2 separate regions of the Homo sapiens genome follow, and region 2 is linked to region 1. A link is a loop called in an ENCODE intact Hi-C map of the cell type or tissue named here. Cell type or tissue: CD4-positive, alpha-beta T cell. All regions are shown on one strand.

Region 1 (5,000 bases):
CTGGGCGACAAGAGTGAAACTCTGTCTCAAAAAAAAAAAAGAGAAAAAGAGAAAAAGAAAGACCTCCCTGACACCATGTCTATATTCTGTCTGTAACTGGAGTGACCATATAATTTATTGCCCAAATCAAGATACTTCAACAAATATAAACAAACATAAACTGAGACTGTCCCAGGCTAGGGACAGGGGGAAGTACAGTGGTCTGTCTTTAACAGTCTCCCAGCAACCCCAGTAGAGTCACTGTCCATCTCCTTCCCCGCACCACTTTTCACTAGTTAATAGTAATTGTTGTTTATGTTTATTGTTTGTTTCCCTCACCAGAGATTCTGTCTATAAATTTACCACTGAATTCCCCAGCCTACACCAATATCTGCCACACTGCAAGGATGCATAAATATCTGCTGAGTGAATGAATACATCACAACTGAGATGCAATGCAATAACAGGATTTAGAAAGCAAATGTGGATTTCTGCTTTTCTGAATTTTAAGATGCCTCCTTCATTCATTCAACAAGTATTTAACAAAAATCTACTGTGTCCCAGGCCCTGTATTAGATGGGGAGCAAAGGAGATCTCACGATGCTTACAGTCCAGTGAGGTCTGAGGAAGACACTAGTCACCTAATCACAAATGCATTTACTCACGACCCATGCTGTGAAGAAAGGGCCCTATTGGCCAGGCATGGTGGTTCACACCTGTAATCCCGGCACTCTGGGAGGCCGAGGCAGGTGGATCACTTGCACCCAGTTTGAGACCAGTCTGGGAAAGATGGCAAAATCCGGTCTCTACAAAAATTTAAAAAATTAGCTGGGCTCAGTGGCACACACCTGTAGTCCCCAGTACTCAGGCTGCTGAGGTGGGAGGACCCCTTGAGCCCAGGAATTCAAGGCCAAAGTGAGCTATGTATGATGCCATCGCACTCCAGCCTGGGCAACAAAGCAAAACCCTATCTCTAAAAAAAAAAAAACAAAAACAAAGAAATTAATAAAGAAAGACCCTATAATGCCTATAACACATGGAATTATAATAGCACAAGATGGGCAAGGGCTGACCTCATCTGGGCCATCAAAGGAAGGGCTCCCTAAGCGTGGCCTGTGGGCCGAGAGTAGGGAATTCCAAGACCAACAGCCTATGCAAAGTCTCTGAAGCCGGAGAGAAGGTGCACAAAGAGACGGAAACCCAAAAAAGGCCAACATGGCCAGCCCACAGGCAGCCAAGGGGGCCAGTGAGAGCAGCTAAGGAAGGAAAGGTAGGCAAGGTTCCGCTCTGGCTTGCAGGCTCTGTGCACTAATGTGTTTGACCCTCATTCAAGGAGCATGAATTAACTGGCATTTGCTTCAATGGCTATGTACAGCATTCTGCCTCAGTTCCCTGGGCCCTGAAAGAAATGGCAGTTGGCTGGGCACAGTGGCTCACACCTGTAATCCCAGCAATTTGAGAGGCCAAGGCGGGCGGATCCCTTGAGCCCAGGCGTTTGAGACCAGCCTGGGCAACATGGCGAAACCCTGTCTCTACTAAAAATACAGAGATTAGCCAGGCATGGTGATGCCTGCCTACGGTCCGAGCTACTTGGGAGGCTGAGGCGGGAGGATCACTTGAGCCTCAGAGATGGAGGCTGCAGTCAGCTGTGATCACACCACTGTACTCCAGCCTGTGTGACAAAGTAAGACCCTGTCAAAAAAAAAAAAAAAAAAGGTAATAGCTCTTTACCTTTAATAGCTCATGGAATGACTCTCAAACCAAGAAATTTTTACTTAATCCTTTTACACGAAACAAACTGGAAAGAACACAGAAACTTAATGATTTCTACACTAGAGTCTAATGAGGAATAAGGCTTTCCAAGGAAAAACAGGCAAAGCACCAGAGGTGAGGTGCAAAGGGCTGTGGGCGCTGAAGGAGCGATGGGGAAGCAGGAGGCAGGGTCCTTCTGATCCAAGCCTCAAAGAAAACGGATCAAGACAGGGAAGGCGCAAGGGGCTTCCAGAAGAACGCGGGTTTAGTGTGGGATGCAGGGTTTTTGTTCGTTTTGTTTGTTGTTGTTTAGCAGAGAAGATATGGCAGAGAAAGCTCGAGGTTGAGGCCCCTTTAGCAAGGGCTCTGTGCGCCCAGCTCAAGCGTGCAGTACTTAGTTTAGCAGACAATGATGCCTCCCTGAGGACTTGGGGCAGGGGCTGGAAGGTCACAGCCCTTCTGGAAAGAGCAGCGAGGGTTGGAAGGAGGTCGTAAGTGACTGGATGAGGGCTGAGAACAGGAATGCTGTTGACAGCAAGGTGGTGGTACCAGGCTCACTCTCTGCTTCCTGAGTCTGCAGAGCAGTGGAGAATCCCGCGCGGGCACCCAGGGTGGCTACGGCAGCTAACAGCTCGGACCCGTCACTGTGGGCATGGCCTGGCGCCCTGACGTGCCACACCACGGTGCCACCCTCCCTTTATTTTCCACATCAACCGTCTGGGTGTGGGGGCTGCTCAACAGGACCACGACCTAAAACCTGGAAAGACGGCTGGCCTGACTCCGCGGCTGCTGCGCCCCCAGCAGGCGCGGACCGCCGGGCACCCCTTGTCCCTCCATCTTTTCGCCACGCGTTGAGGTCGACCCCAGGGAGAGGCGGTGACCTCGGCGCCCGCGCCTCTCCGGGACAGCCTGGGGCTCCACGGCGCGCGCCCTGGCCCCGGGTACTTTAGGGAGACGGGGATTACCATGGCGATTCTCAGCCGAGCAGGCAGGCGTGGTGGACTCTCCCGATCCCGAAGCCCTTAGCATCCACCGGGGCCGCTGCCCCCAGCGCCCGTTCCCCTAGCACCCCCGGCCCCTTCTCGGCCCTCCTCAGGGAACCGCCACGGGCCCAGCCTCACTACGCCTCCCCGCCACGCCTCGCTGGGAGGAGCGCGGCCGGCTCGGGAGGCAGCCAGCCGCGGAGCCGCCTGGACGCGAGGCACCTGCTTGCCCCACGCGGCACCTAGGCCGCCGCAGCTGTGGGCGCTGGGCCGGCGTGCGCCTCGGGGGCGGGGCCGCGCGCACAATCACCGGGCGTGGGGCAGGGCCTCGCCGTGGTTACCGTTGCCAGGGCAAAGCGGCAGCGCGCGGAGGGTGAGCGGAGCGGGGTTCCGGGCTTGCGCGCGCGGGATGGGCCGTCACCTAGTACGAGGCCGACCGCGGCCTCCAGCGCCCGGAAACCCAGTTCGGCGCTTTAGCGTCTGGGTTTGGGCTGCCGGAGCGGCGGGCGCGGGGCGAGGGGGCGGGCGCGGGGCGAGGGGGCGGGCGCGGGGCGAGGGGGCGGGCGCGGGCGGCGCTCCCACTGGGGTGGCACTGGGGTGAGAGCGCAGGCTAGGCCCGCTCACTCGGCCAACCTGGGAGAGATCATCGGAGAAGCTCTTTTGGGAAACGAGCATAAGGACTGTGACGGTGAAGGGAGAATATCATGGGAAATGTTTGCAAAAGAGCCGGATAAAGAGAGTAAGGGCCCGAGAGACTAAAGGGGTGGGGAGGGAGTTCATGTGCAGGTAGGATTGGGCGAGAAAGGTACAGTAGGTACAGTTTTGCCTCCAACCTTGCCAGTTCCAGCCTCCCTCCCTGCAGGTGAAGTCTACACTTCGGGTGGTACGACTCATTCTTTTTTATGACTGGTCATTCCTTTTTTTTTTTTTTGAGACCGAGTCTCTCTCTGTCGCCCAGGTTGGAGTGCAGTGGCGCCATCTCGGTTCACTGCAACCTCCGCCTCCCAAGTTTAAACCATTCTCCTGCCTCAGCCTCTTGAGTAGCTGGGATTACAGATGCGTACCACTATGCCCGGCTAATTTTTGTATTTTTAGTAGAGATGGGGTTTCGCCATGTTGGTCACGCTGGTCTCGAACTTCTGACCTCAGGTGATCTGCCCGCCTCAGCCTCCCAAAGTGCTGGGATTACAGACGTGAGCCACTGCCCGGCCTATCATTCCTTTTTATTCAACAGTTATTGAGCATCTGCCACGTGCCTGACACTCTTCCAGGCCCTGGAAATTGAGCTCTGAATGAGGCAAAGTCCTTGTTCTTTTAAGGGGTGATTTGGGGGAGGTGGTCGTGGCTGAAATGGAGGGCCTGGCAGACATTAAAAGTGATAGGGACAGTATGGCATATTGCATTAAATTGATGTGACCACTGGGTGCTCTTTTAGATTGGTGACTGGGGAAGGCCTCTCTGAGGAGGTGACGTTAAAACAGATCTGGATGACAAGGAGCAGTCAATTATGCCAAAATTAGGGACAGGGGGAGGAGGCTAGACCAAGAAGCAGGAGTAGGGTCCTGGAAGGCTCTGCAAGGATGTGGTGTTTTGTTTGCTTTCTCTTGAAAGACAAACTGGCTTCCAAAGAGGACTGTTTATGTTCTAGGTTCTCTTACATATGCTTTCCCTAATCCTTCATTAACAGAGCAAACCCAACTTCCAGCTACTTTTAATATGTCTGTGAGTTTTTCTTATGAGTCCATATGCCCTGGATATGGCAAATTCTCCTGCCCTCCACCTGCACTTTCTTCTCTTCTTGCGCCTGTCTTCATCCCTGGATGGGGCTGGCCCACCCCAGCCGCTTACACTTCTCTGGGTTATCTCAGCTCTCCCAAGGTTACCCCTATGGGATCACTCCCAAATCTGTTCCAGCCCTGCTTTTCCTGAGCTCCAGATCAGAGATCCAGAGCCCTGCTACAAGGTTGTTTTGTTTTCTTTCTTTTCTTTTCTTTTCTTTTTCTTTTCTTTTCTTTTTTTTTTTTTTTTGAGATGGAGTCTTGCTCTGTTGCCCAGGCTGGAGTGCAATGGCACGATCACTGCTCACTGCAACCTCTGCCCCTTGGGTTCAAGCAATTCTCCTGCCTCAGCCTCCCAAGTAGCTGGGATTACAAAGCATGCGCTATCACGCCCGGCTAATTTTTGTATTTTTAGTAGAGACAGGGGCCAGGCTGGTCTTGAACTCCTGACCTCAGGTGATCCGCCTGCCTCGGCCTCCCACTGGGATTACAGGCGTGAGCCACTGCT
Region 2 (5,000 bases), 130 kb before region 1:
TCTGGCTTCCCCAGGCCACGTTGGAAGAATTGTCTTGGGCCACACATAAAATACACTAACACTAACGATAGCTGATGAGCTTAGAAAAAAAAAAACAAAAAATAAAATCACAAAAAAATCTCATAATGTTTTAAGAAAGTTTATGAATTTGTGTTGGGCTACATTCAAAGGCATCCTGGGCCGCATGCAGCTTGTGGGCTGCGGGTTGGATAAGCTTGTCTTAAAGGATGAAATAGATTTATGTGTATTGACACACAAAAAAATCCATAAAATGATGGAAATTGAAAACAACAGGTTATAAAATCTGCTAGAATGAGTGTGGTCTCATTTTTTTAAGTGTAAATAAATATGGTTGTGGACAAACAAAATAATTTCAAAAGATATACTAAAACTATTAAGAATACTTTTTATCTATGCAAAATAGAATTATGGATTATAAAAACTTTATTTCTGCTTTATAGATTTATTTCTCCCTTCAAAATAATAAGACTGTGATTACTTTTATAACCATTGTTATGTCCAGGTTTGAGAAAGAAAAGACAAACAGCATAAGCTCTTCTTCTTTTTACCAAATGAAATACCAGAGGCCTCCAAACTCATGAAATCAGGGACACATACAGACTTTCCAAGCTGCCCAGTGTCCTCTGGGAGCCATTTTCTTCCTTGCTTTTTTGCAGGGGTTTCCAATGAATCTTCTTCTTCTTTTTTTTTTTTTTCAGCAGAGCCTTTTCTTTAAGCAGAATCCTGTACAGAACCTCAAAATGTAAGGTAACAGTGGAATTTCTTCTATTGAAGGGTATGGGAATGCAGAGAGTTAAAGCCATTCATCCTCCTCACCACTCAGAACTCCAGAGCACAAGTGGAAACATGGTGATTAATCCAAGTATTTCACTGTACAGTTGGGAAACTGAGGACCAAGGATTACTCTCCTGTTAAGCCCTGTCTTATTGACTGGTCTGTGGGTCATTTTACTTACTAGGCATTATAGACACAGTAACTGGGGCCTGCAAGCTTTTCAAATACATACTGAAAGTTTAAGAGAAACTGAAAACACACAAATTGGCTCCAATAACTGTCAAAAAGACAAAGAAACATAATGGTTCTTGAAGTTCAATATGATTCAAGCACTCCAAACACCCTGGCAGCTTTGCAAATGAATACGTTTTTCTATTGTCTAAGGTTTATGTTTAGCCATACGTATCTATCGAAGCAACACAAACTAGAATCAGCTATTGAGAAAAGACAAGTGGAAGAAAAGCAGCAGCAGAGGGATAGTTTTCGAAACTGAAAAGAGACAGAAAAGATACATTGATCAAATTCCCCAAACACCCCAATGGCTTAGTGAGCATAATCTAACAAGATAAATGTTCACAGGCATAAACATATCATTCTAAACTTTGTTCTAAAAAAACCCATTGAAAAGCCAGGTGCAGTGGCTGACGCCTGTAATCCCAGCACTTTGGGAGGCCAAGGTAGGCAGATCACCTGAGGTCAGCAGTTTGAGGTCAGGAGTTTGAGACCAGCCTGGCCAACATGGTGAGACCCCATCTCTACTAAAAATACAAAAATTAGTCGGGTGTGGGGCACACACCTGTAATCCCAGCTATTTGAGAGGCTGAGACACAAGAATCGCTTGAACCCAGGAGATGGAGGTTGCAGTGAGCCGAGATCACACCACTGTACTCCAGCCTGGGCAACACAGTGAGACTCTGTTTTGAAAAAAAAGGAAAAAAACCCACAATCCATTGAACAAAAACAGGATGATGGAGACTTGTGTCATCATCACAGAGAAAGTAAAAAGATTCAGAAACACTGGCTCACAGTAAATTTAGTCTGGAAAAAAAAGTATCACATGACAAGCAACATATGCACAATGTGAACAAAGACCACTCCTGTACTTAGCCCTGGGCACTCCACTTTTAAAGATACGAGAAAAAGCCCGTTACATTTCACTGGGACTATGAAAATGCTTAATTAATGAATAGTTAGAAAAATAAGAGGTGTTTAAATCTAAAGAAGGACTTTAGGAATCTCTCTCATAAAATATTAAAAGACCATTATGAGGAAGAGGAATTAGATTAAGTCTGTGACCCTAATAAAAAAAAAAGGTAGGAAATTATGGCAAAATTCTGGTCAACAGATCATTTTTCTAACGGGGTGTATAGACAGAGTGGCTGGAAGCAGTGAGTTCTCCCATCACTAGATGTCCTCTTGCAAAACCTAGACAACCACTTGGGGGCACTGGAGACGTGGGCCTTGCATGCATCCTGACTTAAACGAGCAGGCAGAAAGAAAGGTAACAAAAAAAGATTCCACCCCAGGAGAGTCTGAACCCTGCGGTCCAAAAGTGTTTATTAGGAAGACTGTCTTAGGTCATTTGGATACATACCCCAGATAAGATTGGATACAGTCCTTGCCCTTCTCCTGGGAGAACAGAATCTATTGATATTCTGCTGCAGCTGGGGGTATGTACAAATGCACATACAAACAGAATTATACAAACAGTATGAAGCTAGCCTTAAGCAAAGGCTCGGTCCTCTTTAAAGAACTGTAACACTCCCAAAGGTGGTGTGCTTAAAAAACAAACAAACAAACAAAAACTGTAACAGTAGAAGCTGAAAAGCTCTCCCAGAGAAAGGTAGGAAAAAAACCAAAACTCTTCTGCTATCATAGTCTTAAAACATTTTATACAGTTGCCCTATAATTAACAAATTACAAAGGAAAGCAAGTTTTATTAACGTATTGTTTCCCTTTTCCCATCTCTGAAGATTATATTCTATATAGTCAAATTAATGCTCCAACAATACCTTACTTAATGCTACAATCTCAACCATCCCCAACCGCCTAGAGACCCTGAGAAAGGACTTGGACTTGTTTTATTTTGCCTTTTAAATTTATACACTATTCCAACAAATGCAGTCCTCTGATTTCTGAGGACAAAGCAGAACTGGTAAAGCAAGATAAAGAGAGTAAAAACACATGGAAAAGGAAAAAAATAGATAAAGAAAAGAGAAAGCAAACAAGAACAAGCGAAGTACAACCAGCTGGTATTATTTATGTAGGGACAACCAGCCCCACAGACCTCAATTACTTGTAATCCTATCACAGGGCAAGCAGTCCATCAATATACCTGAGTAAGGTGTTTTTGAAAAACACACGAGCAACCTGAAAATATATACATCAGCCACTTTGGAAGCCTGTTTGGCAATTTCTTACAAAACTAAACATAGTCTTACCATAGGATCCAACAACTGCACTCCTTGGTATTTACTCAAATATGCTGAAACTTATGTCCACACAAAAACCAGCACACAAATAAATATTCACAGCAGTTTTATTCACAATTGCTAAAACTTGAACACAACCAAGATGTTACTCAGTATGTGAATGATAAACAACTTGTGGTACATCCATACAGTGAAATATTATTCAGCATTAAAAAGAAATGAGTTATCAAGCCATGAAAAGTTATCAAGCCATTAAATACATATTGCTTAGTGACAGAAGCCAATCTGAAAAGGCTACATTTGTATGATTCCAACCATAGGACATTTTTGGAAAAGGCAAAACTATGGAGACAGTAAAAAAAAATAGTTGTCAGGGGTTAGAGAAAGGAGGGAAGACAGGAGCACCAGGAGACTTCTGGATTAGTGAAACCATTCTGAATGATTATATATTTGTCAAAATCCACAGACTGCACAAACACACAGAATGAACTTGAATGTAAACTATGGACTTCTGTTAATATTGGTTCATCAACTGTAACAAATCTACCACACAACAGCAAGATATTAATAAAGGAAATGGGTAGGAGAGAATATGGTAACTCTCCATACTCTCCACTCAATTTTTCTGTAAAGCTAAAACTGCTCTAAAAAATAAAGTGTGTGTGTGTGTGTGTGTGTGTATATATATATATATATATCTTTTTTTTTTTTTAAATACAGATGTAAAAAAACAATATTCCCTTAAAAAATCACGGTCAAAGTGGGGTACAGGGATTTTCAGGCATGGTCAGGAGCTCCACCAATCTAAATCACCACAGCCTGCCGTTATATAATGCTGAATACTTTCACAGATTTATAGTTTATATATTATAAATTTGTTACACATATAGTTTATATATATTTATTCTTAAAGTACAGTTTTATATATATATACACATACACACACACACACATCACTTATAGTTAATAAGTATGGTTATCTAGTGCTGAATACATCTGAACATAAAGGGTGAGCAGTGGTGGGAAAAGACTGAGAAGTCAGGAGGGTTGGTCAGCTGCATCCACTGAAGATTCCATGTTGCTGGTGGAAGTCTCCCCCTCCTGCCACTGGTGAGAAAAATGGCTCAGACTGTTGCTTCTTCACTTTAAAAAGTTTGGTGGAGCTCTTGTTTGCCAACAGTAGCCTATGGTGGCACTTGTCTTAAATTGTGTATCATGCTTTTCCTGCTCCCTCCCTGCAGTGGCATAGCATGTTAATAAAGATCTAACTAAAAAGTGCACAAGGGTTCAAAGGCACCTAGAACAAAAGAAGTCACAACACAGTTCAGTAATCAGTGCTTTCCACAGTGACATCAAGTTGCCAAGAAAAGATAAAATTATAAGCACACCACAGTATTCTGGCTTAATGAGCACAGAAATACTTGTAGGCTTTTTATTTTCCTTTTTCCCATAAAAAATGGTTAAAACCAAAACAGTATTTAACGTTTAAAAAGATAAGCATCACCTATCTGGAAAATTTGTTTACTAGAAAAATCTCATATAAATTTAAAAGCATGTTCAGTAATACAGCCTCTTTCCAGATGCCACTTCTATGGTGTTTGCATATTAAGAAATAGACTATCAATATCTGGTATAGGTAGTAAATTTACCAAGTATGTCTGATATATAATGCTCATTCATTTTCTTTCCCCCTTTTCAACTAAGAATCAATTAAAATGGGATTACAGGCTTTATGTAGCTGTTTTGCAATTTTATGTAATCCTTAAAACTGGG

What was found. Peaks named below come from ENCODE experiments on the same cell type or tissue, not always from the same donor. Only the 100,000 strongest peaks of a DNase experiment are listed, where the experiment ranks them.
Region 2: it touches region 1 in a loop (2.9-fold over the local background); 28 of 110 quality-filtered maps call a loop at or near these places.

Annotation. Positions count from the first base shown.
Region 1 is chr7:129,500,524-129,505,523 of GRCh38, reverse strand. SMKR1 (small lysine rich protein 1) reads right to left here and starts at 2,993. Exons shown (of 2, transcript NM_001195243.2): 1 at 2,697-2,993. The coding sequence starts at 2,699. RefSeq lists silencers at 2,845-3,184, 3,245-3,294. In CD4-positive, alpha-beta T cell, no CTCF peak of the experiment used is centred here; a DNase peak (open chromatin) is centred at 3,073; H3K4me3 peaks cover 1,328 bases.
Region 2 is chr7:129,632,969-129,637,968 of GRCh38, reverse strand. All of the region lies in intron 1 of NRF1 (nuclear respiratory factor 1), which reads right to left. Among named protein-coding and RNA genes, the nearest start is that of NRF1, 24 kb to the right of the region's middle. In CD4-positive, alpha-beta T cell, CTCF peaks have their summits at 2,042 and 2,242 (motif pointing right); a DNase peak (open chromatin) is centred at 2,248.